5 separate regions of the Homo sapiens genome follow, and all the other regions are linked to region 1. The links are chromatin contacts, found by Hi-C or POLR2A ChIA-PET in ENCODE. All regions are on one chromosome and are shown on one strand. Each heading gives the region's core, a stretch centred on a gene start or an enhancer-like site at or near the end of the contact. The rest is flanking DNA. Distances are from core to core; before and after follow the strand shown.

The links. A loop is a pair of places that touch in the nucleus more often than their neighbours do. ChIA-PET counts read pairs that join two places held with the same protein, here RNA polymerase II (POLR2A). Pooled maps may share reads with other maps.
Region 2: a loop to region 1 is called in a map of heart right ventricle, with 6 times the contacts of the local background. The contact joins the promoter of USP11 here to the promoter of RBM3 in region 1. A Hi-C loop is called at or near these places in 1 of 168 maps with a recorded cell type or tissue (heart right ventricle), 2 of 37 single-sample maps with no recorded cell type and 8 of 50 pooled maps. POLR2A ChIA-PET finds 5 or more read pairs at or near these places in 1 of 52 experiments (CD4-positive, alpha-beta T cell).
Region 3: a pooled map shows a loop between it and region 1 (1.9-fold over the local background). The contact joins the enhancer-like site here to the promoter of RBM3 in region 1. A Hi-C loop is called at or near these places in 1 of 50 pooled maps. POLR2A ChIA-PET finds 5 or more read pairs at or near these places in 2 of 52 experiments (B cell and WTC11).
Region 4: a pooled map shows a loop between it and region 1 (4-fold over the local background). The contact joins the enhancer-like site here to the promoter of RBM3 in region 1. A Hi-C loop is called at or near these places in 2 of 50 pooled maps. POLR2A ChIA-PET finds 5 or more read pairs at or near these places in 3 of 52 experiments (A549, Panc1 and activated B cell).
Region 5: a loop to region 1 is called in a map with no recorded cell type, with 10 times the contacts of the local background. The contact joins the promoter of ARAF here to the promoter of RBM3 in region 1. A Hi-C loop is called at or near these places in 1 of 37 single-sample maps with no recorded cell type and 6 of 50 pooled maps. POLR2A ChIA-PET finds 5 or more read pairs at or near these places in 3 of 52 experiments (A549, Panc1 and activated B cell).

The regions. Positions count from the first base shown.
Region 1 is chrX:48,571,497-48,576,524 of GRCh38, reverse strand. It overlaps RBM3 (RNA binding motif protein 3), which reads right to left and starts at 2,041. Exons shown (of 7, transcript NM_006743.5): 1 at 1,952-2,041; 2 at 1,242-1,357; 3 at 858-964; 4 at 106-211; 5 at 1-17. The coding sequence starts at 1,344. RefSeq lists enhancers at 1,714-1,983, 967-2,166 and a cis regulatory region at 1,923-2,908.
Region 2 is chrX:47,231,042-47,236,069 of GRCh38, reverse strand. It overlaps USP11 (ubiquitin specific peptidase 11), which reads right to left and starts at 3,061. Exons shown (of 21, transcript NM_001371072.1): 1 at 2,851-3,061. The coding sequence starts at 3,026. RefSeq lists enhancers at 2,123-2,706, 3,132-3,181 and a cis regulatory region at 2,184-3,406.
Region 3 is chrX:47,378,308-47,383,335 of GRCh38, reverse strand. All of the region lies in intron 1 of ZNF157 (zinc finger protein 157), which reads right to left. Among named protein-coding and RNA genes, the nearest start is that of SNORA11C, 7.8 kb to the left of the region's middle. RefSeq lists an enhancer at 1,701-2,200. Within about 2 kb of position 2,900, at least 5 of the 41 ENCODE cell types and tissues checked have a DNase peak (open chromatin) inside an H3K27ac peak, as active enhancers do; they include B cell, where a contact is called at or near this core.
Region 4 is chrX:47,538,604-47,543,631 of GRCh38, reverse strand. No RefSeq gene overlaps it. Among named protein-coding and RNA genes, the nearest start is that of ARAF, 20 kb to the left of the region's middle. RefSeq lists an enhancer at 2,148-2,442. Within about 2 kb of position 2,296, at least 18 of the 41 ENCODE cell types and tissues checked have a DNase peak (open chromatin) inside an H3K27ac peak, as active enhancers do.
Region 5 is chrX:47,558,134-47,563,161 of GRCh38, reverse strand. It overlaps ARAF (A-Raf proto-oncogene, serine/threonine kinase), which reads right to left and starts at 1,957. Exons shown (of 16, transcript NM_001654.5): 1 at 1,911-1,957; 2 at 99-253. The coding sequence starts at 194. LOC124905184 (a long non-coding RNA gene) reads left to right here and starts at 1,723. Exons shown (of 2, transcript XR_007068225.1): 1 at 1,723-2,078; 2 at 4,615-5,028. RefSeq lists a silencer at 1,591-1,890.

The DNA of each region.
Region 1 (5,028 bases), core at 792-3,291:
GCCCTGGTCCCCACCACCTAGAGCAGAAAAATATTTAAATGGCAGTTGTCCACACATAGGCAACTCTCCCTCTCACCCCATGATCAAAACGATCACTGCACTCACCTCTAGAGTAGCTGCGACCACGCCCATGGGCCCCAAAGCCACCTCCTCTGGTTCCCCGAGCAGACTTGCCTGCATGATCCACACGGATCTGACGACCATCCAGAGACTAAGTGTGGGAGACACAAGGATGATGGGTTGGCAGTCAGTCAGGGCAATGGTGAGGGAAGAGCAGGCAAGGGTAAGTGGGCAAAAGAGGCCAAAAATTCCTGCTGGGCACCAGGTTCTGGGTGCCATGTTCCAGAATAAGCTCCTTTACCCCAGAATGGCTTCATCAGGAGCTATAGAATCCCACACAAAATGACCTGAATGCACCATGTTCCCCTTGCTACTACTTACATCTTGACTGAACTCAGGCTGAGTTCTCCTCCCCACTCCTCTAAGCTGCCCGACTATCAGGGCTAGACAGACACCTCTCTTGGTTTGAGGCTTCAGAGTCCATGTCAGAAGACTCACGAGGTCCTCTCCGGGCCAGGCCCACAGGTCTGCAGACTCTACTACCTAAGCCCAAGGCAGGTCAACCATCCACAGGTGGCTTCTCGGCCTCATGCAGGACCAGTCGTCGCCTCCCAGGCGGCCAGGCTCTGTCTGCCGCTGCCCTCCACCCCCTAGAACAAAAGGCAGTCATGCTCCTGTGAGTGGGCACTGCGGGGCTTGGTGGCCACGCTGCCCCGAGCAGACACAGAGGGAAAAACAAAAAGAATGAAGGAAGCCGCAGATGGGGACAAGGTCCCTCTGCAGATAGGAGGCCCCACCTCTCCGTTCATGGCTCTCATGGCAACTGAAGCATGCTCTGGGTTGGTGAAGGTGATGAAACCAAAACCCCTGGACCGCTGAGTCTCCCGGTCCTTGACAACGACCACTGTGAGAGGGAGAGAAGATGGAGCAATGTGGACCAGTCAGTACCCCAAAGGTTAAGTAGCAAAGGGTGGCCGGAAAAGGAGATGGCATAGGTAGGGAAAACGGAGCGCTCCCACTAATCCCAAAGACGCTTCCCCTCATCCTTAGTCTACACCATAGGCTTAGGAAGAAAAAGAATTTGGAGGCGTGGGTCCTAACTTTTCAGTTAATACTCCTTGAAATGCAAGGATCCCAGACTTTCTCTCACCAACCCCCATTGTGAGTATGGCCCGTCTCACCCTCAGAGATAGGTCCGAAACTGCTGAAGTGGTCTTCCAGTGCCTGCTCGTCGGTGTTAAAGTTGAGCCCTCCCACGAAGAGCTTTCCTTCTTCAGAGGACATGGCAGTTCAAGTCCTGTGGGAAGAACATGAAGAATGGTGGCAGGAAGGAGAAAGAAAATGGAGATGTGAGAAAATAGCGAGACGGAAAGCAGAGAAAAAGCACAGAAAATAGACAAGAAAGAGGAACAAAATATGGGTAACTACAGAAAAGCTGAGAAAGGCGGCCAATAAGGTGGTAATCTGAGGAGCTGGCTCAGCGCAGCCACCATTAGGGGGCCACATTGCGCATGCTCTCACATTCATAGCCGCCACGCCCGTCATTTTGTGCCACTGCGCAAGCCCAGAACATCCCTGCGTTCCCTTAACGCCGGCAGAACAAGATGGCGGCGGCCACGTGGGATAAGGAAAGTAAGTGTCGGCTGTCGCGTGGTCACTGCCACCACCGACGCCACCAGTCCCTCCCGGTAGGCCTCACACTCAGATACAGCGCGCCGGCCTCCCACCAACCGAAATGTTTCACCTCCAAGCACGGGACCCGCCCGTCCCAGAGAAAGCCAAGCCTACGTGTCAGTGGCCATTACTCTCCCCACTCGCTATTCCCCGGTCACGGCCGGCGCGGCGCGTGTGTGGCGAGGAGCCGCCGTTTCGCAGGACATATGCAACTTACCTGGAAATTAAAACGTAAAAAACCCGGACGAACAGCGAGCTCGGAGGAGCACAAAAAACAGGGACGGGGCTGCGCCGGAAGACGATTGATAAAGAGTACGTAGCGAGAACGTCCCGGAACGTTCCCCTTGCGCGTCCCGGCGTGCGTGCTGATTGGCTGAGGCCAGCAGGAGCGGAGTGGTGGGGAGAGGAAGGGACAGCAAAGCGAAGGGAGCAGTGTTCTCCGCGAAATGGGGTGTTTCCGGAAATGGGGTGTTTCCGGAAATGGGGTCGACTTTTGAACAGCTGGTGCACCCTAAACGTCAGCATCCCCCCCACAACCGGCTGAGCTGCCTTTATCCCTTCCACAAAGGAACCTTCTCAATCTCATACTACTTGCTGTCCCTGACATCATCCTCCCGTCCTTGCCATCATTTCCCCCGCTGGATCGGATGTCTTCCTCACCATCGTAGTCGTCTTCCTCTAGGTCCCTGCCATTCTCTGATGTTAACCTCCTTCACCTTCTAGTTCTTTAACCTCATACCCTTTAAAGGCCTGACATTTTATCCCCCACCGTCACTGATGTCATCACCCTTCACAGTCCATGATGTCAGACCCAACGTTTTAAGGTTTGACCCTGACTCCTACTCTTTCTCCTCTGTGCTCAACATCTAGCCGCCTGTCATGGGACCCTTTTCCCTGGCGTCATTCCATCTCATCTCTGACTTCAGCCCTCACCCTTGTCTGACTGCTGGCGTGAAGCCAGCCCCTTAATTTTCTCACCAATAGACTGCCTGAGATGGCTTTTACAAAACAGGATGCTGGCCGGGCGCGGTGGCTCACGCCTGTATTCCCAGCACTTTGGGAGGCCAAAGCGGGCGGTTCACGAGTTCAGGAGTTCGAGACCTGCATGGCCAACATGGTGAAACCCCATCTCTACTAAAAATACAAAAAAAAAAAAAAAAAAAAAAAAAGAAAAAAAAAATTAGCTGGGTGTGGTGGCACGTGCCTGTAGTCCCACCTACTCGGGAGGCTGAGGCTGGAAAATCGCTTGAACCCGGGAGGCGGAGGTTGCAGTGAGCCGAGACCACGCCATTGCACTCCAGCCTGGGTGAAAACAAAACAAAACAAAAGAGGATGCTACGATCTTCAGAGGTTGTAAATCCCAATCCATAGAGCAATTTTTGCTCTCTTCGAAAGTAACTGAGCCCTTGCCGGGCGCAGTGGCTCATGCCTGTAATCCCAGCACTTTGGGAGGCCGAAGTGGGCAGATCACAAGGTCAGGAGTTCAAGACTACCCTGGCCAATATGGTGAAACCCTGTCTCTACTAACAATACAAAAAAAAAAAAAAATTAGCCGGGCGTGGTGGTAGGCACCTGTAGTCCCAGCTACTCAGGAGGCTGAGGCGGGATAATCGCTTGAACCCGGGAGGTGGAGGTTGCAGTGAGCTGAGATCATGCCACTGCACTCCAGCTTGGGCGACAGAGCAAGACTCAGTCTCAAAAAAAAAAAAAAAGTAACTGAGCCCTTGATTCACAGAAGGGACTTTCGCAATACACAATAGACTTATCCCAATCAAGTAGTGTCTGAGCCCACTGTTCACAATTTAGTCTTCAGTGTCTTGGCCACCTTTACAATAAATGGATTTGACAGATTTTTCACTTCTGAGCGCCACATCAACGAAGAATAAGTTAGTTTGCCCTCAGAGGCTAAATTTCTTATCCATAGAATGAATTTGCCCAACACAGACCAAATTTGCTAACATACAGAATACAGTACATCCATATTCCTGTTGGGGTAATTCCCATATTTATCTTCCTGTTATTGTCAGGGATTCCTCACATAGTCTAATTATTAATCCCTTAGGTGTTGGAAATAGCCTCTCCAGCTCTGGCATTTGTGTTATTAACTTTGTAAGCAGTAAACTTAGTTGAATAAAGATCCATAATTTTGATATAATCATTTTTCCCCCTATGTTCTGTGCTTTTTTCTGAGACGGAGTCTCACTCTGTCGCTCAGGCTGGAGTGCAGTGGCATGATCTCAGCTCACTGCAACCTCCGCCTCCCAGGTTCAAGTGATTCTCCTGCTTTAGTCTCCTGAGTAGCTGGGATTACGGGCATGTGCCACTATGCCCAGCTAATTTTTGTATTTTTAGTAGAGATGAGGTTTCACCATGTTGTTCAGGCTGTTCTCAAACTCCTGACTTCATGATCCGCCTGCCTCGGCCTCCCAAAGTGCTGGGATTACAGGCGTGAGCCACCACGCCCGGCCTGGTCTGTGCTTTTAAAGAAATCATTCTCTTTCCCAGGTCACAAAATGTTCCCCTACAGTTTCTTTCTTTCTTTCTTTTTTTTTTTTTTTGACAGAGTTTCGCTCTTGTTGCCCAGGCTGGAGTGCAATGGCACTATCTCGGCTCACTGCAACCTCCGCCTCCTGGGTTCAAGCAATTCTCCTGCCTCAGCCTGCTGCGTAGCTAGGATTACAGGTGTGTGCCACCACACCTGGCTAATTTTTGCATTTTTAGTAGAGACAGGTTTTTGCCATGTTGGCCAGGCTGGTCTTGAACTCCTGGCCTCAAGTGATTCGCCTGCCTCGGCCTCCCAAAGTGCTGGGATTACAGGCATGAGCCACCGCACCCGGCCACATTTAGGTCTTTAATCCATGTAGAGTTCGTCCTTGTATATGGTGTGAGATAGAGCTCCAATTTTATTTTTCTCTGTGTCATGAGCCAGATGCCCCATCACCATCTATTAAGCAATCTGTCCCATCCCTGTGTGTGTTTTACCACCTCTATCATGTATCAAGTTCCATAGATATATGGGTCTGTCTCTGAGGTGGTTTGTTGCTGGTTTTGTTGTTATTGTTGTTTTTAAGAGATGAGCCCAGGCTGACTCCTGGCCTCAAGCATTCTCCCCAACTCAGCCTCCTGAGTAACTGGGATTACAGGGGAGCACTATTGTACCTGACTTCTGAGCTTTTTTTTTTTTTTTGACAGAGTCTCACTCTGTCGCCAGGCTGGAGTGCAGTGGCGCGATCTTGGCTCACTGCAACCTCCGCCTCCTGGGTTCAAGTGATTTTCCTGCCTCAGCCTCCTGAG
Region 2 (5,028 bases), core at 1,812-4,311, 1.3 Mb after region 1:
CTAGTTCCAAAATATTTCATCATCCCAAAAGAAAACCCAGTACTGGTGGGGTAATTTTAAAGCGTATTATCAAGGATGACAGGATGTCATGTCCTACCAGTGACACAATCACAAGGCTACAAAGGTAGGAAGAGGCAAGGATCAAAGCCTCAAGGCCCTTTTGAACATCTTCAAATGAGTTACAAAACACTGTGGTTATTTTGTTTATTCTCAGGATGAAATGAGGCTTTTTCTTGCTGGAAAAGTGTGACGTAATGGCAGAAAAACACGGCTTGGGTTTGTATTCCCGATTTGGAAAATCTCAACTCATCTCCCCAGTAACAGAGATACACATTTCACTGGTGTGGTTATTAAAGAACTCTGTAGTGAGTAAACCTCACTCGAAAAAGCCCTAAGGTTAGATGTGTTTGAGGAACAGCAAGAGTCCAATATGGCCGGCCTGGATGGAGACAGGGAGGGAGTGCGTAATCAGAGGAGAGATATGGGAAGACATCAGAATGCAAGCAGGAGACCAGCTTCATAAAGGCTTGCAATTCATTGTAAGGATTTTAGCATCTACGCTGCAAGAGATGGGAAGCTGTTAAGAGTATTTTGAGGAATGGCTGGACATGATACATGTTTTAAAAATAATTACTGCATATGTAAAGAGGAAAATGGTACCTTTACAGTTGAGAAAGCTGGCCAACACTACCATAACCAAGTGATCAAGGTTAACATCACCAATGATGCCATGTGGATACCATGTATTACCCGATGCGAAGATAAGGGCTCACAGTATGCATCCAGTAGAATTTTATATATATGTATTCCATATATGTATAAAGTGAAAGCTTAGACAATACATACCGCTTAGGGATGCATACAGCTGTGGTAAAACATTAAAGAAAAGGAAGAGACTGTTAACTCAAAATTCAGGATAACAGTTTCCCATGGAGCAAGGAGGGGAATTTCCATCTGGGAGGGGCACAGAAGGATTTCTTAAGACAGTGTTCTGAATCTTAACATGGATGGTGAATTCACACGTTTTTATTTATTATTTAATTTTTAAACTTTGAAATAGATTGAGAAAAATGGCAAAAATAATACAGAGAATCCCCATATGTCCTTCATCCAGATTCTCCAAATCTAATATTTTACTCATTTGCTCAATCGTTGTTTCTTTACATGCATTTTTTGGTATTTTTATTTATTTTAAAATGGACAAAAATTGCATATATTTAGAGTGTACAGCATGAAGTTTTGACTTATGTATACATTGTGGAATGACTAAGTCAAGGCAATTAACACATCCATTACGTCACATACTTATTTTTTGGGGGGTGGTAGAACATGTAAAATCTTCTCTCAGTAATTTTCAAGTATACAATGAATTTATTAACTATAGTTGTACAATAGATCTGAACTTATTTTTCTTGTCTAACTGAAATGTTGTATCCTTTGACCAACATCTCCCCAATTTTATTTCCCCTCGCCATATATAAATTTATATATGCTAATTTTTCAGGCATTTGAGAATAAACTGCTTACACGATGCGTTCTTATCCCTAAATTTTTCAGTATTTCCTATAAACAAGGATATTATTTTTCACAGCCACAATGATCACAATTATTAGTAGTACTAGTATCTACCCACTTTAATAAAATTTCACCGACGTTTCCATTGCCTTTTACAGTAAAAGAGACAAAAATAATCTTATGATAAAAAATTGATTTTTAAAATAATTTTTTTTTCTGTTCCAGGATCCAATCGAGGATCACATGTTGCATTTAGTTATCATGACTCGTTAAATTGCATTAATTCCTTCAATTTGGAACAGTTCTTCAGCCTTTGTCTTTCATGATCCTGACATTTTTGAAGAGTGTAGGCCGTTTATTTTAACAGGATGTCCGTCAATCTGGGCTGCGTAAATGTTTTATATAATCTTTTTAAGTCTTACGTATTTCACAATTAAAAAACGAGATGCAACTCGGCGAGAAATAAAATGAACTCAGAAGCAGTAAATTTCAAGAAGGACTGTTTAGCAAGAAATCAGTAAAACAAGCCGATTTATCAAAATTCTATTTTTTAAAAAAACGACTTTTTCTTGATTCTAAAAACAAAACAGTACCAACACAGAAAACCAATTAAACATGGAAGGCCCCTCCGGTGCTAATCACCTGCACGTTCTCTCGACTCGGGAAGGCTTCCGCCAGAATCAAAAACCACGGCGCGTCATAAACTTTGCTTATTCGCAGGCGCCATTTTCTGCCTCATAGGCACCACCTCCCCTCCACTGTCGTCCCTCGGCCTCAGAGCACGCCCCTCAGCTCACGTCACCAACCTAACCTCGTTCCCAGGCTCCAGGCTCCTCCCCCCTCCCCCACGGAGGTCCCCGCTCCCTCCCTCGGACCGTTCGGCTCCATCCCGCTCTTCTGCTGACGTCACAAAGCTCGCCTCGTTCCCAGCCGCCCCGGAGCAATCGGAAACCGCTCCTCGCCCCCAAAAGTTGCATTACGCAGCGCAGGCCGCGCCCCCGCCTTATGTAGCAGAACCCACCTTCTTCCCAGGTTCCTACGCAGTTTCACTACGCAGGCCCGGCCCCACCTCCAGGACCGAAACTGGTCTCATCACAACAAACCCCATTTTGTTCTCAGGCGTCAGACTGCACCACACAGGCCCCGCCCCTTTTCCAGACGTTGCGATTCATTCAAAGGCACTTCCCCGCCCCTTTAGCCCGCTGTCCCGCCGGCCACTCCCCCGCCCCCGCACCCCGCAGCAGCTTTCCCGCGGCCCTCGGCCGCCGAATCCCCAGCGGTTGTCAATGCCCCCACCGTTCCCTCTGCCGAGGCTCCACCGCAGCCCAGCCTCACCAGCTTTCGCCGGCCCGCAGTGGACGTTCTCGCCCACTCTCGCCGTTTTCTATCTGGCGCCACTGGCTGTCCAGGCCTGGCAGCTCCTCGTGCTGTGGCTCTCTATCCTCAGTCACCGCCGCTGCCGCCGCCACAGCCGCCGCAGCAGCAGCTGGATTTGCTGCGACCGTCGCCATCGCCGTCCGTTCTCTTCTACAGCCAACGCAGCTGTGCGAGATTGGAAGACGCCCCTCAACAGCCACTTCCGGATTCTGGTCCCGGAAACGGAAGCAGAGCCCCCCAAACAGTCGCGGGGCTACTGCCATATTGGAAATGGCCCCGTGCACAGACGCGTCGAAGGGCTAGGTGGGGTAAAATCTTCAGTGGGAACCAAGAAAGACAAAAGTGCCTTGTGGGGTCCTAACGCCCTGTAGACTTAGGGCACAGGTGGCATGGAAAGTGGAGGCTGAGGTTCCCGAGGTGGGCTAGGACTCCTACCCTGGGAGCAGTGTTTTTGTTAGCCTGATCAGAATGCCCTTCATTGTACCATCAAAACCCAATGCAAAAGAGGTTTCCACCTCCAGAGACCCACCGAGGCCTGCGGGCTGTTGTTTCTCTTCCTGAACTAGATTTATTCACTAGACAAGGTGTTGAAGACAAGTTAGCCCCAGGCCCTATGTTTGTTGGAGTCATAGCAATCATAACTAAACTAGCTGTCCGCCCAGTTTAAGTGCTTTATTGGACTAAAATAGTAGCCTCAGGCAGCAGGTACTGTCCTTGTCACCCATGGGTAACAATGGGGACGCTGAGTACCAGAAACGTCCCTCAGCTAATTAGTGGTGGAGCTGCAGTTTAGACTTGAGAAATCTGGTTTCAGAGCTGTGACCTTAAACACCAGGCCAAACATTCTCCAACCGTGTGGTCCCAGTGGTCCCAGCCTGTCTACCGGTCCAAAAATCCTCTTGGGGTTTCACAAAATGAAAACTATTTTCACAATACTTTTTCACTCTCATTCTCTCAGGGGTGTACAGTGTGATTATCCAGAGGCTTCTGAATCCAGAGGCTATATGACATAAGCAAAAACTCTTTTGAATATCTTAAACTTTTAAGAACATAAAGGAATCCCGAGACCCAAAGTTTGAGAACCCTTGGACTAGGCCAGGGTCTCTCAACCTCAGCACTGTCATTTCTTTGTTGTGGGCATTGCAGGATATGTAGCAGCATCCCTGGCCTCTACCTACTAGATACCAAGTAGTACCCCTCAGGACAACCAAGTATCTCCAGACATTACCAAATGTCCTTTGGGGGAAAAATGTCTCTGGTTGAGAACCACTGCTCTAGGCTATGCTATTCTTTCCTCTGCTGGGGCTGCCAGCCCCGTTGATGATGACTTTAATTTCGAACCTCCCTTCCCCCTCACAATTTCATAATTTACCTATTTTCAGTTAATCTCTGCGGGGCAGGGATTGTGTCTTTATTACTGTGATTCCAGCCCCCAGCCCAGACCTGGCATAGATGAGGGGTCACAAACTCAGTTGTGTAAGCTCTGGGTGAGGAAAGGGAGCAGGCCTTTCACTTAAGGGTCCCCAAAGAAAGTGGCATTTGAGTTGAGTCAGACACATGGCAGATAGCTGCTCTTCAAGCCCAGTTGAATCTTGTCAGATTCTCTGAATTGATTCTCCCCATTGCCCCTCTGCAGACTCCCCCTCCCCATTTATCTGGGCAGCCAGGTAAATCCAAGAGACCTCCTTTCCCAGCCCTAGACCGTTTTTTTTTTTCCACCTTCCAGAGGCCAACCTCTGCCCACACCAGTGACCCTACCACTTCCCAGAGCAGTTGGGTGAGTTCTAGACCTTTTAAATCCAGCCTGGCAATCCTGTCCCCCTTTGCAAGGCCCTCCTTTTCCCATCCTCCCTTGCTGCCAGAAGTGGCCATGTCATCTGATTCTAGCCAAGAAATGGCACAGGAAGTCTGCTGAGGAGCTTGTGGAAGTTCCAGCCGTTAAAAGAACACAGACAGGTAAGGAAGGTGTTCTGTCTTCCCTGCTTGCTTTTCCATCTCTGGGGACATGGCAGTCATCATGGCACCATGAGGCTGCAAGCTGAAACATCACTAAAGTGCTTAGAAAGACACGGTAGAGGCTGGGCTTGGTGGCTCACACCTGTAATCACAGCACTTTGGGAAGCCGAGGTGGGTGGA
Region 3 (5,028 bases), core at 1,651-4,150, 1.2 Mb after region 1:
CAGTGGTGCGATCTCAGCTCACTGCAACCTGTGACTCCCGGGTTCAAGCAATTCTCCTGCCTCAGCCTCCCAAGCAGCTGGGACTACAGGTGCCCGCCACCACGCCTGGCTAATTTTTTTGTATTTTTTAGTAGAGATGGGGTTTCACCATATTGGCCAGGCTGGTCTCAAACTCCTGACCTTGTGATCCGCCCACCTCGGCCTCCCAAAGTGCTGGGATTACAGGCATAAGCCACTGCGCCCGGCCATCCCATTTCTTAATAGCCACTGAGAGATTTCCACTTTGCTGGTAGACTTGACCCTTCCCTAGGCTTCTCCCCATTTTCACGTTAACTTAATGTTTTCATTAGCAGCTGTGGGATCCCTGAAGGGAAGCTGAGGCAGCAAATTCAATGAGGCTTTTGGGTCTATTGCTGTATTTTGCAGCTGTAAGTTTACATGGGGTGCCTATGCAAAAAGACCCCTTAACCATAGCTGAATATGGCCTGGGTAATGGGCATATTCAGTGGGTGAATATCATAGGCACCATAAAGCCAGTCCCACATGGCCTGCATATGAAGCCTATCAGCTGCTTCATCAGGGGTGCTCCTCTTGGCATATGTTACACAGTCCTATACTTAGGGTTGTGAAGGAAAATAAATCTCAGGACTCCAAAATCATTAAGCCAAAGGGTGTTAGGCAAACCTGCTTCACATTTTATTCCCAAATAAGATAGCTACAAAGATTAAAAAAAAAAAAAAGGCTACATGCCTCCCTCGCAATTTGCCCACAAGAAAAGACCTTGTGGGCCTCAAGACCTTTACCTTAAGATGTTCTGGGCTGGGTGCGGTGGCTCATGCCTGTAATCCCAGCACTTTGGGAGGCCGAGGTGGGCGGATCACGAGGTCAGGAGTCCGAGACAAGCCTGTAATCCCAGCTACTCGCAGGCTGAGGCAGGAGAATCGCTTGAACCCGGGAGGCAGAGGTTGCAGTGAGCTGAGATCACGCCACTGCACTCCAGCCTGGGCAACAGAGCGAGACTGCGTCTCAAAAAAAAAAAAAAAAAAAAAAAAAGTTCTGTTGAATTTCACCCTGGCAACGTAAATTGATAGCTTATCTTCACAGGTGCAGGATGACAAAGGACAGACAGAACTCAATGTCCTCCCTCTGCTCACCTGAGACAAATGGGTATCTGATTGCTTCCTCTGCCCTGTTGTTTCATTAGGCAGACTATTCTATCCCCTCTCACATGTAAATTATGTATTCAGTGAAAAGCTGATCAAAGACCCAAGAGAATGCAACCTTTTGTCTCTTATCTACCTGTTACCTGGAAGCCCCCACTTCAAGTTGTCCCGCCTTTCCGAACCGAATCAGTGGACATCTAACACATACCTTGGGCACCTGTTCTCAGTATCTCCTGAGTGCTGGTTTGGAATAAGTCTCTTCAAATATTTTACAGAATTTGACTCTTTCCGCTGACAGGGTAAACACACTTTACAGTGGCTTTGAGCAAGTCTGGCATGCTAGGTCTTCCCTCATGAATAACTTCTTGTGTTTTTGTGTGTCTGGCTCAAGTACAGCCATCTGTGATTGGTCACTATGAGCTGTGGGTCCTGCATCAACCCAGACATGCTCTTCCACTCTACAGCATTCAAAATCAAACATACTACCCCTATCATTTAGCTACTCTCACAATCCATTTCAGTAAAGGATTTTCTGGCACTATTAAGTGATTATAGTAAAGTCACAGGATACAGGCTTAATAAAAGTCAATTGTTTTCCTATATACCCGAAATGAACAATTGATATTTAAAATTAAAAACATAATACCATTTACGTTAGCACCAAAAAGATAAAATATACATAAACCTAACAAAATATGTAGAAGACATACATGAGGAAAATCAAACAAAATTTGACATGAAATATATCAGAATATATAAGTAAACAGAGAGATATTGCATGTTTATTGACAGAAATGTTAGAGTAATTAGGTAGTTAGGTAGTTAGACATGAGCAGAGCAGGAGAGCACCCCCCCTCAAACCCCACCAGGAGGTGATGGTCAGGCAGTTGTTAAAACTGTCTCTCTAAAATAATAATTGCTCCCTGCTCCTCCTCCTGCTCCTCTTCCTCCTGCTGCTCCTCCTCCTGCTGCTTCTCCTCCTCCTGCTCTTTCTCCTTCTGCTCTTCCTCCTTCTCTTTCTCCTCCTCCTCCTGCTCCTCCTCCTCCTGCTCTTTCTCCTTCTGCTCTTCCTCCTTCTCTTTCTCCTCCTCCTCCTGCTCCTCCTCCTCCTGCTCTTCCTCCTTCTCTTTCTCCTCCTCCTGCTCCTCCTCCTCCTGCTCCTCTTCCTCCTCCTCCTCCTTCTCTTTCTCCTCCTCCTCCTGCTCCTCCTTTTCTTTCTCCTGCTCCTCCTGTTCCTCCTCCTTCTCTTTCTCCTCCTCCTGCTCCTCCTTCTCTTTCTCCTCCTCCTGCTCCTCCTTCTCTTTCTCCTCCTCCTGCTCCTCTTCCTCCTCTTTCTCCTCCTCCTTTCTCTCCTGCTCATCCTCCTCCTCCTGCTTCTCCTGTTCCTCCTAAAAAAAAAAGAAAAATAATAATAAAAAAGAAAAATAATAATAATAAATAAAAATAATAATTGGTTGCAGCTGGCGCCAGGGAAAGGCAGTCTCTCAACAGATACCAAAAAACCTGAAACTGGTGATCAGCAGCTTCCCAATAAGATCTCAGGAGTTGGGCCAGTGGGCTCAAGACATGTGCACTACGATGCAAAATGGCCGAGTTTAACTGGTATATAACCTTCCTTTAGGAACACTCCGCTGGTAAGGGAAAAACTCCTCAAGTGAGCATGCGTAGAACTTCAGTAACCACAATGCGCATGCGGCCCCTTCTCAAGCGCTGACAAGCCACAGCACATGCGGACAGCCCACCCCAAGGTAAGAATCAAAGGAGGGGTAATATAGACCCAGGAAGCATAAAACCCCAAGTCAAAGTCAAACCGCACATTTGATCTCTGAAGTCGCCTGCTTGGCCCTCTTCCAAGTGTAGTTTGCTTCCTTTCATCCTTGCTCTAAAGCTTTTTAATAAACTTTCACTACTGCTCTAAAACTTGCCCTGGTCTCTCACTCTGTCTTATGCCCCTCAAATTCTTTTTTCTGAGGAGGCAAGAATTGAGGTTGCTGCAGACCCGTATGGATTCTCTGCTGCTAAAGGGAAGACTCAATACTGTTAACATGTCAATTGTCCCCACCTTGATCAGGAGATTCAACATAATCCCAATCAAATTCCCACCAAATTATTTTGTGGCTATCAACAAACTGATTCTAAAGTTTATATGGAAAGGCAAAAATCCAAAGTAGTCAACATAGTACTAAACAAGAACAAAGTCAGAGGACTGAGACCACCCAACTTCATGACTTACTATAAAACTAGACTAATCAAGACAGAGGTATTGGTGAAAGAATAGGCAAATAGATCAATGGAATAGAATAGAGAACCTAGAAATATATATACACACAAAAACAGCCAACTGATCATTGACAAAGGAGCAAAAGAAATTCGGTGAAGAAATAAGTCTTTTCAACAAATGGTGCTGGAACAACTGGACATCCATATGCAAAAAAAAAAAAAAAAAAAGCATCTAGACACAGTCCTTATATGTTTCACAAAAATTAACTCAAAACTGGGAGGCCAAGGCAGTGCATCACTTGAGGTCAAGAGTTCGATACCAGCCTGGCCAACATGGTGAAACCCCATCTCTACTAAAAATACAAAAATTAGTCGGTTGTGGTGGTGTGCACCTGTAGTCCCATCTGCTCCAGGGGCTGAGGCAGAATTGCTTGAACCCAGGAGGCAGAGGTTGCAGTGAGCCGAGATCGCACCACCGCACTCCAGCCTGGGTGACAAAGGCTGGAGTGCAGACCCTGTCTCAAAAAAAAAAAAAAAAATTAACTCAAAATGGATTATAGATCTCTATGTAAAATGAAAAACTATAAAATTTCTATAAGATAACAAAGAAGAAAATCCAAGTAACCTTGGGTTTGGTGATGAGTTTTTAAATACAACACCAGCCAAGTGCAGTGGCTCATGCCTGTAATCACAGCACTTTAGGAGGCTGAGGTGGGTGGATCGCTTGAGCCCAGGCGTTCAAGACCAGCCTGGGCAACCTAGTGAGACCCCATCTCTATAAAAATATATATGTATATGAATACAACACCAAAAGTATGACCTGTGAAAGAAAAAAAAAACAGTACGTTGTGCATTATTAAAATTAGAAACTTCTCTTCTGTGAAAGACGCTGATGACAGAATAGACAAGCCACAGACTGGGAGAAAATATTTGCAAAACACTTATCTCATAAAGGACTTGTATTGAAACTACCGTTGTAAAATTATAATGAGAAAATTATTACAGTGAAAGAGATCCAACCTAAACCAACTCCGTCTTGCTTCTAACCTCCAAACTACCCTTGTTCATTCCTGGGCACAGACCAAACTAACTTTGAGAGGAACTTAGTTTTTTTTTTGAGACAGTCTGGCACCGTCGCCCAGGCTGGAGTGCAGTGGCACGATCTCGGCTCACTGCTACCTCCGCTTCCTGGGTTCAAGCGATTCTCCTGCCTCAGCCTCCCGAGTAGCTGAGATTACAGGTGCAGGCCACCACGCCCAGCTAATTTTTATAATTTTGTAGAGACGAGGTTTCACCATGTTGGCCAGGCTGGTCTCAAACTTCTGACCTCAGGTGATCTGCCTGCGTCGGCCTAAGTGCTGGGATTACAGGCATGAGCCACCGCGCCCAGCGTGAGAGGAACTTGGCTTATAGTTTAACGTTGAAACAAAGAGGATAACAGCCCTTTCCCAAAACAAACCCCCTTCCTGCCTGGGGATTAGACTGCCTTTGTAGGACTAAGAAATTAGCCACAAGATTAGAAGTAATGATTTAGGAGTCATGCAACTAGAGACTACAAAATTCTGACTCTAGCCAAATTGTTCCTGGGAATAACATCACAATTGTAAAACCTAAGATTAGTGCTTGAGATATTTTGCAGACTCTG
Region 4 (5,028 bases), core at 1,047-3,546, 1.0 Mb after region 1:
AAACAAAAGCATACAGGGTAAAATTTTAGCAAGTGAGGAATCTGGATAGAGGATATACAGTTCTTTGTTCTATTCTTACAAGTTTTCTGTTTGAAATTATTTCAAAATAAGCATTTTATTTTATTATTTATTTATTTATTTAGAGGCAGAGTCTCGCTTTGTCGCCCAGGCTGGAGTGCAATGGCTCAATCTTGGCTCACCGCAACCTCCGCCTCCTGGGTTCAAGCAGTTCTCCTGTCTCAGCCTCCAAAGCAGCTAGGATTACAGGCACACGCCACCACGCCTGGCTAATTTTTGTATTTTTAGTAGAGATGGGGTTTCACCATATTAGCCAGGGTGGTCTCGATCTCCTGACCTCGTGATCCACCCACCTCAGCCTCCCAAAGTGCTGGGATTACAGGCGTGAGCCACCGCGCCCAGCCTTATTTTATTTTATTTTATTTTTATTTTTTTGAGACAAAGTCTCGCTCTGTCGCTCAGGCTGGAGTGCAGTGGTGCGATCTTGGCTTACTGCAACCTCCACCATCTGGGTTTAAGAGATCCTTGTGCCTCAGCCTCCCAAGTAGCTGGGACTACAGGCACCTGCCACCATGCCTGGCTAATTTTTGTATTTTTAGTAGAGACGGGGTTTCACCATGTTGGCCAGGCTGGTCTCAAACTCCTGACCTCAAGTGATCCACCCGCCTCAGCCTCCCAAAGTGCTGGGATTACAGGCGTGAGCCACCGCGCTCAGCACAAAATAAGCATTTTAAAATGCAAAACAAAATATGGTGGAAAAGAGAAGAAATCCCCTATCTTGGAACTAAAGAATGCCTACAAACATACTTATTCTGTATGTCTACATATATGTACATAGGACTTCCATGTCAGCAGGTTTGGCTCAAGGGTTTCCTGGCCCTTCCTTGTACTCACAGTTTAGAGAAGCCCTCCGTGTCTGCAATGGGTTTGATGACTGGGCCCATCCACGGGTACTGAGGAAGGCAATGCCCAGAGGGCAGAGGCCAGTTAAGGTCCAAGGAGATGAGGTCTCCCTGAAGAATAGTTGGAGGACTAAAGAATGAGTGGGGCTTAGCCAAGTGACAGCTGGGGTTGGAGTGATAGTAACAGTTCCAGTTTCCTAAGAAGAGGGGCTTGTGATCTAGATGAGGTCCCTTTTTCTTCGGAGGGTTGGGGAGTTCATGGTATGAAAAGTATCTGAATCTCTAAATATTTGTGGAATAAATGGGTAAATGATCCTTTCATTCAAAATATACTTTAATGACAGAAAGTCATCAGACAGGGTCTTCTCTTCCTTGAAATCAAGATAAAAATAACGGCACTTCATGGTGCAGTGTTTTTCATTTCTTTCTGGAAAAGATATCTGTACCCTCTGCACATAAGTGGGTGCTTCTACTTTTTGGCTACAAGGGTTAAAATGATCAGTTATATATATATAGGCTAAATAAATTACTTTCTTGTATATTATTTTACACATAAGCACCCACTTATGTTCTAAAAATTCTTTTAATACAGATTTTTAAAAATTGCTCCAAGTGTTTTTAATCTTTTTGATGGGCATATATTTACTTCCTGTCTCTTGCCTTTTTGTTGTTGTTTGTTTGTTTGTTTTGAGACAGACTGGAGTGCAGTGGCGCGATCTCGGCTCACTGCAACCACCGCCTCCCGGGTTCAAGCAATTTTCGTTCCTCAGCCTCCCGAGTAGCTGGGATTACAGGCGCCCGACACCACACCCAGCTAAGTTTCGTATTTTTGTAGAGAGAGGGTTTCACCATGTTGGCCAGGCTGGTCCCGAACTCCTGACCTCAAATAATCCACCCACCTTGGCCTCCCAAAGTGCTGGGATTAAAGGCATGAGCCACCACACCCAGCCGCTTTTTCAAACTATATTTTCTCTTTCTGAAAAGAGAATATTCAAAATAAAAGAAACACGATAATGGTGTAAAATCTGGGAAATTAAAGAATGGAGTGAAATAAGCCATAATCTCTTTAGTAGTAATCATGGTTTACCATTGTGATATATTCCTTTTTAATGCATTTTCCTCTGAAGGCTTTATATGTCTCTATATCTTTTAAATACATTTTAAAATGAGAATAGGAATCTGAGGGGAATAAAAGCTGTAATATAAAATACGCGCAGGCTCATTCACATGATGGAAATGTTTTCCAGAGCCACTGGGTATTCTTAGAAACCATTTCTACCGCCGCCTAGACTAAAAGGAAGTGCAGACACCGTCAGTTGTTAGCTGACCGGCTGCAACTGGAACCTGAGAGCCCTTTGGCTGGAGTGTGGGAGGAGAGGAATTCTCGTTCCTGATTTGCTGATTGGTGTCTGCAGTGTCTTCTGTGTATGCCTGACTGTGGCTCAGAATACAGGGCCCTCTGCTGGGCTATGTGGAAAATTCCATCCAGGGAATTTTCTGGAAAGAACCGAGCCATGGAGAATGTAGGGGAAATATTCTAAGAACTAAAGAAAACAACTAAGTACTCATTTGACTTGATACAAGTTGGAAACTGCTTGGCAGATACAATATTGACGTGGTCAAATTAGAAAGCTCACCCCCCACACACACATCCACCCTCCTTTTTGTTATAAACATCTGAGATGTACTGCTGTGTGAAGTTTATTTTTAAAAGTTAATGACTAAAATGGGCCGGGCACAGTGGCTCACGCCTGTAATCCCAGCACTGTGTGAGGCTGAGGTGGGTGGTGGTGCACACCAGTCATACCAGCTACTCGAGAGGTTGAGAGGTAAGAGAATTGCTTGAACCCTGGAGGCGGAGGTTTTAGTGAGCTGAGATCGTGCCACTGCACTGCATCCTGCTAGACAGAGCGAGACTCTCTTAAAAAGAAAAAAAAGAGTTAGTGACTCAAATGGTACACTTTTATCATCACTCTGGAAAGCAAAACTGTGTAATTTTAAATATTCATACGTTTATTATCTTCAAAATCTAAATGAACTTTTGTTTTTTATTTGTTTTTATTATTATTATTATTATTATTTTGGGACAAGATCTCGCTCTGTCACCTAGACTGGAGTGCAGTGGCGCTATCATAGCTCACTGCAGGCTTGAACTCACAGGCTCAAGCCATCCTCTCACCTCATCATCCCCCCCACCAACTGCAGCCCCACCACCACCTCAGCTCCCCCACCAGTAGCTGGGACTACAGGCGTGCACCACCATGCCTGGCTAATATTTTTTATTATCTTTGTAAAGACGAGGATCTCCCTATGTTGCCCAGGCTGGTCCCAGACTCCTGGGCTCAAGTCATCTTCTGTCCTTGGTCTCCCAAAGTGCTGGGATACACCCATGAGCCACCGCACCCAGCCTGTTTTTTTTTTTAAATATTAAACTTCCTATCCACCTGGAGTAGTGTAAACTTGTTCTGTGATTTGGCAGTTTTCTTCTCAGAATCACTTGTCTCTAGCCACATGTTGGAGCAGAGAATGTCATGAAACCATTGGTTTAGGTGCTGGGTGTAGGCTCATTCTTTGCTCCTCATATAACCTAGTTAGTTAAGATATTAACAAAAGAGAAGAGGGTAATATCTAAATATAGACTTTTATATAATGAGATACTAATACATCCATTAAAACAAATGCACTCACTTGGAAAGATGCCATTATTTTACTGCCAAGTGAATAAAAATAGCTTGCAGAGCAGTAAGTACTCACTGATCTCATTTTCCTTAAAAAAATTATCTTGGTATAAGATCAGCAAAATGTTCCAAAGCACATGCAAAGAATTAAAATTTTGGGGGGCCTAATTCATTGCTTTTTTTTCGTGACTTCTAATTTGTCAATTATAAAAATATTTTCCCTGGCTGGGCGTGGTGGCTCATGCCTGTAATCCTGGCACTTTGGGAGGCCAAGGCAGGTGGATTGCCTGAGCTCAGGAGTATGAGACCATCCTGGGCGACATGGTGAAACCACATCTCTACTAAAAATACAAAAAAAAAAAATTAGTCAGGCGTGGTGGTGGGCACCTGTAGTCCCAGCTACTTGGGAGGCTTAGGCAGGAGAATTGCTTGAACTCAAGAGGCCAAAGTTGCAGTGAGCCGAGCTTGAGCCACTGCACTCCAGCCTGGGCGACAGAGCGAGACTCCGTTTCCAAATATATATATATATATTTTTTTTCCCCTAGTTTTAACGTAATACTCCCAAGTTTGTTGATTGGTTTTATTTTTTATTTATTTATTTTTTTTGTTTTACATTCAAAGCTTCTATCCAGATGAAATTTATTTTGGCATGAGGAGTAAGATAGACATTGAATTTTCTTTTTTATTTCCCCAAGTAACTGCTAGGGGACCCTAGAAATAATTGAAAGTTATTTGAATTTCTCAGGAAAATAGCACTTTGAAGTTCTCAGTTAGTGAAAGCTTTCAAAGGAAGAAAATTTTCAGAACCCTTTAAATATTGCACTTAACTGGGCATGATGGCTAGCACCTGTAATCTCAGCTACTCCAGAGGCTGAGGTAGGAGGACTGCTTGAACCTGGGAGGCAGAGGTTGCAATGAGCCGAGATCAAGCCACTACGCCAGCCTGGGCAACAGAGGGAGACCCTGTCCGTGAATTAGGTCAGTCTTGCATTGCTATAAAGAAATACCTGAGACCGGGTAATTTATAAAGAAAAGAGGCTTAATTGGCTCACAGTTTTATACAGGACTGTACAGGAAGGAGCCTGGGGAGGCCTCAAGGAGCTTTTACTCATGACGGAAGCCAAAGTGGGAACAGGTATCTCACATGGCAGAGCGAGAGCAAAGGGTGGGGAGGTGCCACACACTTTAAACAACCAAATATCTCGTGAAGTGAACCCACTCACTATAGCGAGGACAGCACCAAGCCATGAAGGATCTGCCCCCATGACCCAATCACCTCCCACCAGGCCCTACCTCAAACATTGAGGATTACAATTCAACATGAGCTTTGGCAAGGACATATATTCAAACTATATCACCCCATCTCTAAAGAAAAATTTGTAAGTAAATAAGTAAAAATAAATATTTGCACTTTTTTTTTAAAGATGCCC
Region 5 (5,028 bases), core at 708-3,207, 1.0 Mb after region 1:
CTTCTGCAAAGGCCTCCCCCAACCGTTGTCACCCTTTTGATCCCAGAGTTACAACTGGGTCCATCCACAGCCCCTGCCATTTCGCTTCCATGACTCACCACCGTGCGTTGCTTGTTGGGCAGGTATACTTTGACGGTGCCCACTGCCCGGGATGGCTCGGCCCCATTGGCAGGGGGGCCCCGTGGTGGCTCCATGGAGCCTTAGATTTTGTCAAGATGGGCTGAGGTGGGGCTGGGCAGGTGCCATGGGGCTCCTACAAGAAGGCAGACAAGAATTCAGAGGTCCAATAATGATAGTCTAGAAGCAAAGTGGCAGGGGACAAAATAAAATTCAAAGTCCAGGCTCCTGTCGCCCCCTGCAGCCTAATTTTCACACGACAGTCCAAGAGATCCTGCTCACATCTGAAGTCCTTCCAGTTCCTTCTCTGCTCAGGCCCTCCTGTTGCTTGTCTCACTCTTGAGTGCCAAGGTCTCAGCTTCACTGCACAGGGTTGCGGGGGAGAGAACAGGGAAGGGGGACAGAGCATACTGTCTTGGAGGGTAGAGGAGCACACAAGACTCTGTGCTGGGGACCAATGGGGAAGTCAGTACACACTGCACTGAGCCGTCAGGTACATAAGAAGCACGAACAGAATGTCCTGGGTTTTTTTTTTTTTTTTTTCTGTTTTTTTTTTTTTCTGACAGAGTTTCGCTCTTGTTGCCCAGGCTGGAGTGCAATGGCATGGTCTCAGCTCACTGCAACCTCCACCTCCCAAGTTGAAGCCATTCTCCCGCCTCAGCCTCCTGAGTAGCTGGAACTACAGGCGTGTGCCACCACGCCCGGCTAATTTTTTGTATTTTTAGTAGAGACGGGGTTTCACCATGTTGGCCAGGCTGGTCTCGAACTCCTGACCTCAGATGATCCACCCGCCTCAGCCTCCCAAAGTGTCCTGGTTTTTTAACAGAGAACGGGGGAAATGCCAGTTACTGTGGTGAGGGAGGAGTCGCAGGCACGGTGATGGGAAAGAGAGGATTATCAGATACTGCCCTTAGTTTGGGGAAGATGGAGGTTGCACCAAACATGTCCTTAAAGGGCACTGTGGACATCCCTAAGCCCTGGGGTGTAATGTTGATGTTAGGACCACAGACACCGTTGTTAGGTGGCTAATGGAAGTCCCAAGCCTCTATGATGAGGAATTCATGGGGGGGGGGGGTCACTACATACTATGCGGAAGGGAGATGTAACAGGCGTCACTAGGGACTGTAATGGGGAGAAGGGTGGAAATGGAAATGACCAGACATTGAGCCGAACTGGGGAGGTAATGGTGGACCACCAGACATTGTCATAGCAAAAGGAGAAGGAAGGTATGGTGTTGCGGGGAGAAAAATGGAGGTAAAGAGGGAGCTCCAAAATTCTCCTTGACAACCTGTGAGGGGTCACAGGCATATTACTGGTCTAAACTGAATGAGGGATCATGGAAGGCGGTTACAGAGGCGAGAATCCTGACATTCTCCCGGCGGGGGCGGTCAGACACTGATCCAGAATAAGGAAACCGGGGAGTGAACCGCGTTTCCACACACTCCCCGCAGTTGGTAAGGAAAGGTCATTGGACACCTTAGCGGGGGTTAAGACGGAATCCCGGCACCACTCGGTCGGGTCCCGCCTACCAAAGGGCTTCCGGCTCTGCGCAGGCGCACCACCACTAGCAGCGGGCGAAACCATCACCCGCAGCCTTGCCCGCCTATTCCTGTTACCCACCCCACCCCCGCTGTCGACGATGGTCTCGCCCCGGGTCAAACCACTCCTCCGGTTCCGGGCAGGGAACGCCGGGGCCCAGGCGCAGCCATCCTGGAGCTGAGCTTTCGGTCCGGGCTCCCTGCCCGTGCCCGGCAGCCGCTCCAGAAACCGAGCCCTCCCGGGCCCGCCCTCACCTGTCACGCCGCTACAGCCGCCGCCGTCTCCATCTTGGGCCTCTCTTCTTGTTTCCTCACAGAGTCCGCCTCCGTCGCCTCTCGGACTCTCGTTATTGGCTCTGCGGGACTCAGCCTTCCACCCTTATTGGGTCAGGGTCACGTCTGTCAAGGCAAGACCAACGGAATGTGAGTCGTGTTCCGGATTAGGAGGGGCCGCCTGAAACGTCAAGATCTGGGGCAAGCGCTCGTCCTGACTCGCGCAGGCGCAGTTGAGGCAAGACCTGCGTGCCTAGGGCTTTAACCCCAACAGTGGCATAGACGTATAAAGCAGAACACAGGTCATTTGGGGCTGACCTTAGGGCTTTGGCATCTGGGCGGAGAAATCCTTAAGTACCCTTTTTGGGCCAGTGCCCTAAGCACCCTTTTATGATTTTCCCGTGTCTCAGTTTTTACCATCTTTGAAATGGGTTGGAATCAGAACCAATGATCGGCGATGTTCACCAGCTCTAGGAGACTGTAGTTCATAGCCTTTGAGGACAGCGGGTCTCTGGTGTGGCGGGGGCTGGGGGACTGGGCCTAGGAGGGGCGGCCTGCTGTCTGGGAGGCTTCCTTTAGGAATGGGGTTGATTAGGACTATGAAAAACTAGTCACAGGTGGCCAGGTGAAGAGGGAAGTGCGGACCTGGAAGGGAGCACGATGCCAGTCAATGTGTGGAGGTATTGTGGGGTAAACACAAATTTTTAAAGATCGAATTTTCCCTGGTGTCAAAAGAGAAAGACGTCTCTCTTAGAGCATTTCCTTTAGAAAACTTGTAACTGTAAAATTTTCTCTGTCCCTTTGAGATGTATGTAAGTCCTTTTAAAAGCTAAATCTCTTGCCAGTTTTACATCCCCGGAATGTTTTTCTTAAGAGCCTTGTAGCCATCTCTTTGAAATGTAAACATCAATGAAAATAGCACCCCTGTCTTTCCCTGTCTTCGTGGGAATTTGATCTGCGTGCCTGGCTTCAAGTTATTACCTGCTTGTCATAGAGATATGAGTTTTCGTTTTCCTTTGGATAAAGGCAATTAACTAACACAGATAGCCACCCTAATTACCAGGTGAATTTGGGATGAAGTATGTGTACCAAATGGTGCCGTCAAGTTTCTTGAGCACAAGTTATTGTTTGAGAATATGTTTGTAATGGGCTGTATCTGCCTGCTACATAAACGGATGAGATTTCTTTCTGTCTTTGAAACCTCTTTAGCAGATTGTTTGTGATGTGCATCACAGTCTGGTGTAATGCTTATTCAGTTATAAAACTTTCCATTCCTGCCGGGTGCGGTGACTGATGCCTGTAATCCCAGCACTTTGGGAGGCCAAGGCGGGCGGATCACTTGAGGCCAGGAGTTCGAGACCAGCCTGGCCAACATGGCAAAACCCCGTCTTTACTAAAAATGCAAAAAAAAAAAGTCAGCTGGGCGCGGTGGCGCGCGCCTGTAATCCCAGCTACCTAGAATGCTGAGGCAGGAGAATCACTTGAACCCAGGAGACAGAGATTGCAGTGAGCTGAGATCACGCCACTTGCCACTTGCACTCCAGCCTGGGTGACAGAGTGACCCTGTCTCAATAAAACAAAAAACAAAAAAAAACTTTTCATTCTTGTCTACTTTGTGGAGAGGATTCATTGGGTTGGCACGAGATTCTCTTTTTAATTATTTCCCCAACACCATGAATGGCCTGTTGTGTTTCAAGTGACTGCATTCTCCTGTTTGGAGATTTAGCATCCTTTGGCAATGTAATGGGAAAGATCAGAGGAAGGTCATAGGTGAGGGGGGGCCTCAACATATTTCAATCTGTATTTATCACATGGCTTTCTCTGTCTATAAGAAGGAAGACAGAAGTTCTGCCTACTGGCCTCCCATATAATTTCCATTTCCCAACTCCCCTTTTCTTTTCTTTTCTTTTCTTTCTTTTTTTTTTTTTTTTTTTTTTTTGAGACAGAGCCTTGCTCTGTCACCCAGGCTGGAGTACAGTGGCAAGATCTTGGCTCACTGCAACCTCCGCCTCCTGGGTTCAAGTGATTCTCCTGCCTCAGCCTCCTGAGTAGCTGGGACTACAGGCGCCCACGACCATGCCTGGCTAATTTTTATATTTTTAGTAGAGACGGGATTTCACTATGTTGGCCAGGCTGCTCTGAAACTCCTGACCTCAAGTGATCTGCCCACCTCGGCCTCCCAAAGTGCTGGGATTACAGGCTTGAGCCACCACACCTGGCCCCAACTCCACTTTTCTATTCGGATCTTCACCATTTAATGGCTAAAAAAATTTTTTTTTTTTTTTTAGAGACAGGATCTCACTATGTTGCCCAGGCTGGTGTCGAGCTCCTGGCCTCGTTCTCCCAACACTCTAGGATTACAGGCATGAGCCACCATGCCCAACTCCAATGGATAAAATTAAAAAGACTGACAATACTATGTATTGATGATAATGTAGAGCAATTGGAACTTTCATACATTGCTATTGGGAGTGTAAAGTGGCACAAGCACTTTAGAAACAGTTTGGCAGTTTCATATAAAATTAAACATAGACCTGCCATGCAATCAATCCAGCAATCTCACTCCTAGGTATTTACTCTAGAGAAATGAAAACACATGTCCAATGGTGTGCTGGTAAATGTTTGACAACCAACGCTCCAGGAAGAAAACAGCTCTAATTTGTACTGTCCCCATGGCTTATTTCAGGCTACCAATATGACAGTCGCTGAACCAGATTTAAAAGAGATGCACAAAATCCGCTCTGGTGAGCCAGCTACAACATGCTACTATTACAATATGTCTGCACAAAAACTTGTATGCAAATGTTCAGATTAGCTTTTTCTTAATAGCAAAAAACTGGAAACAGCCCAGGTGTCCAGAAACAGAACTGACAAAAAAATACAACAATGGGATTATGGAATACTACTCAGCAATGAAAGGGAATAAATTACTGACATATAGGAAGAGCATAGATGAATCTCGTAGACATGGGGCAAAATGAAAAAAGCCAGACACAAAAGAGAAATACTGTATTCCACCCATATGAAATCTAAACCAGGCAAAACTAATCTATAGTGAAGGAAATCACATTAGATGTTGTTTTGAGGGAGAATGACTGAG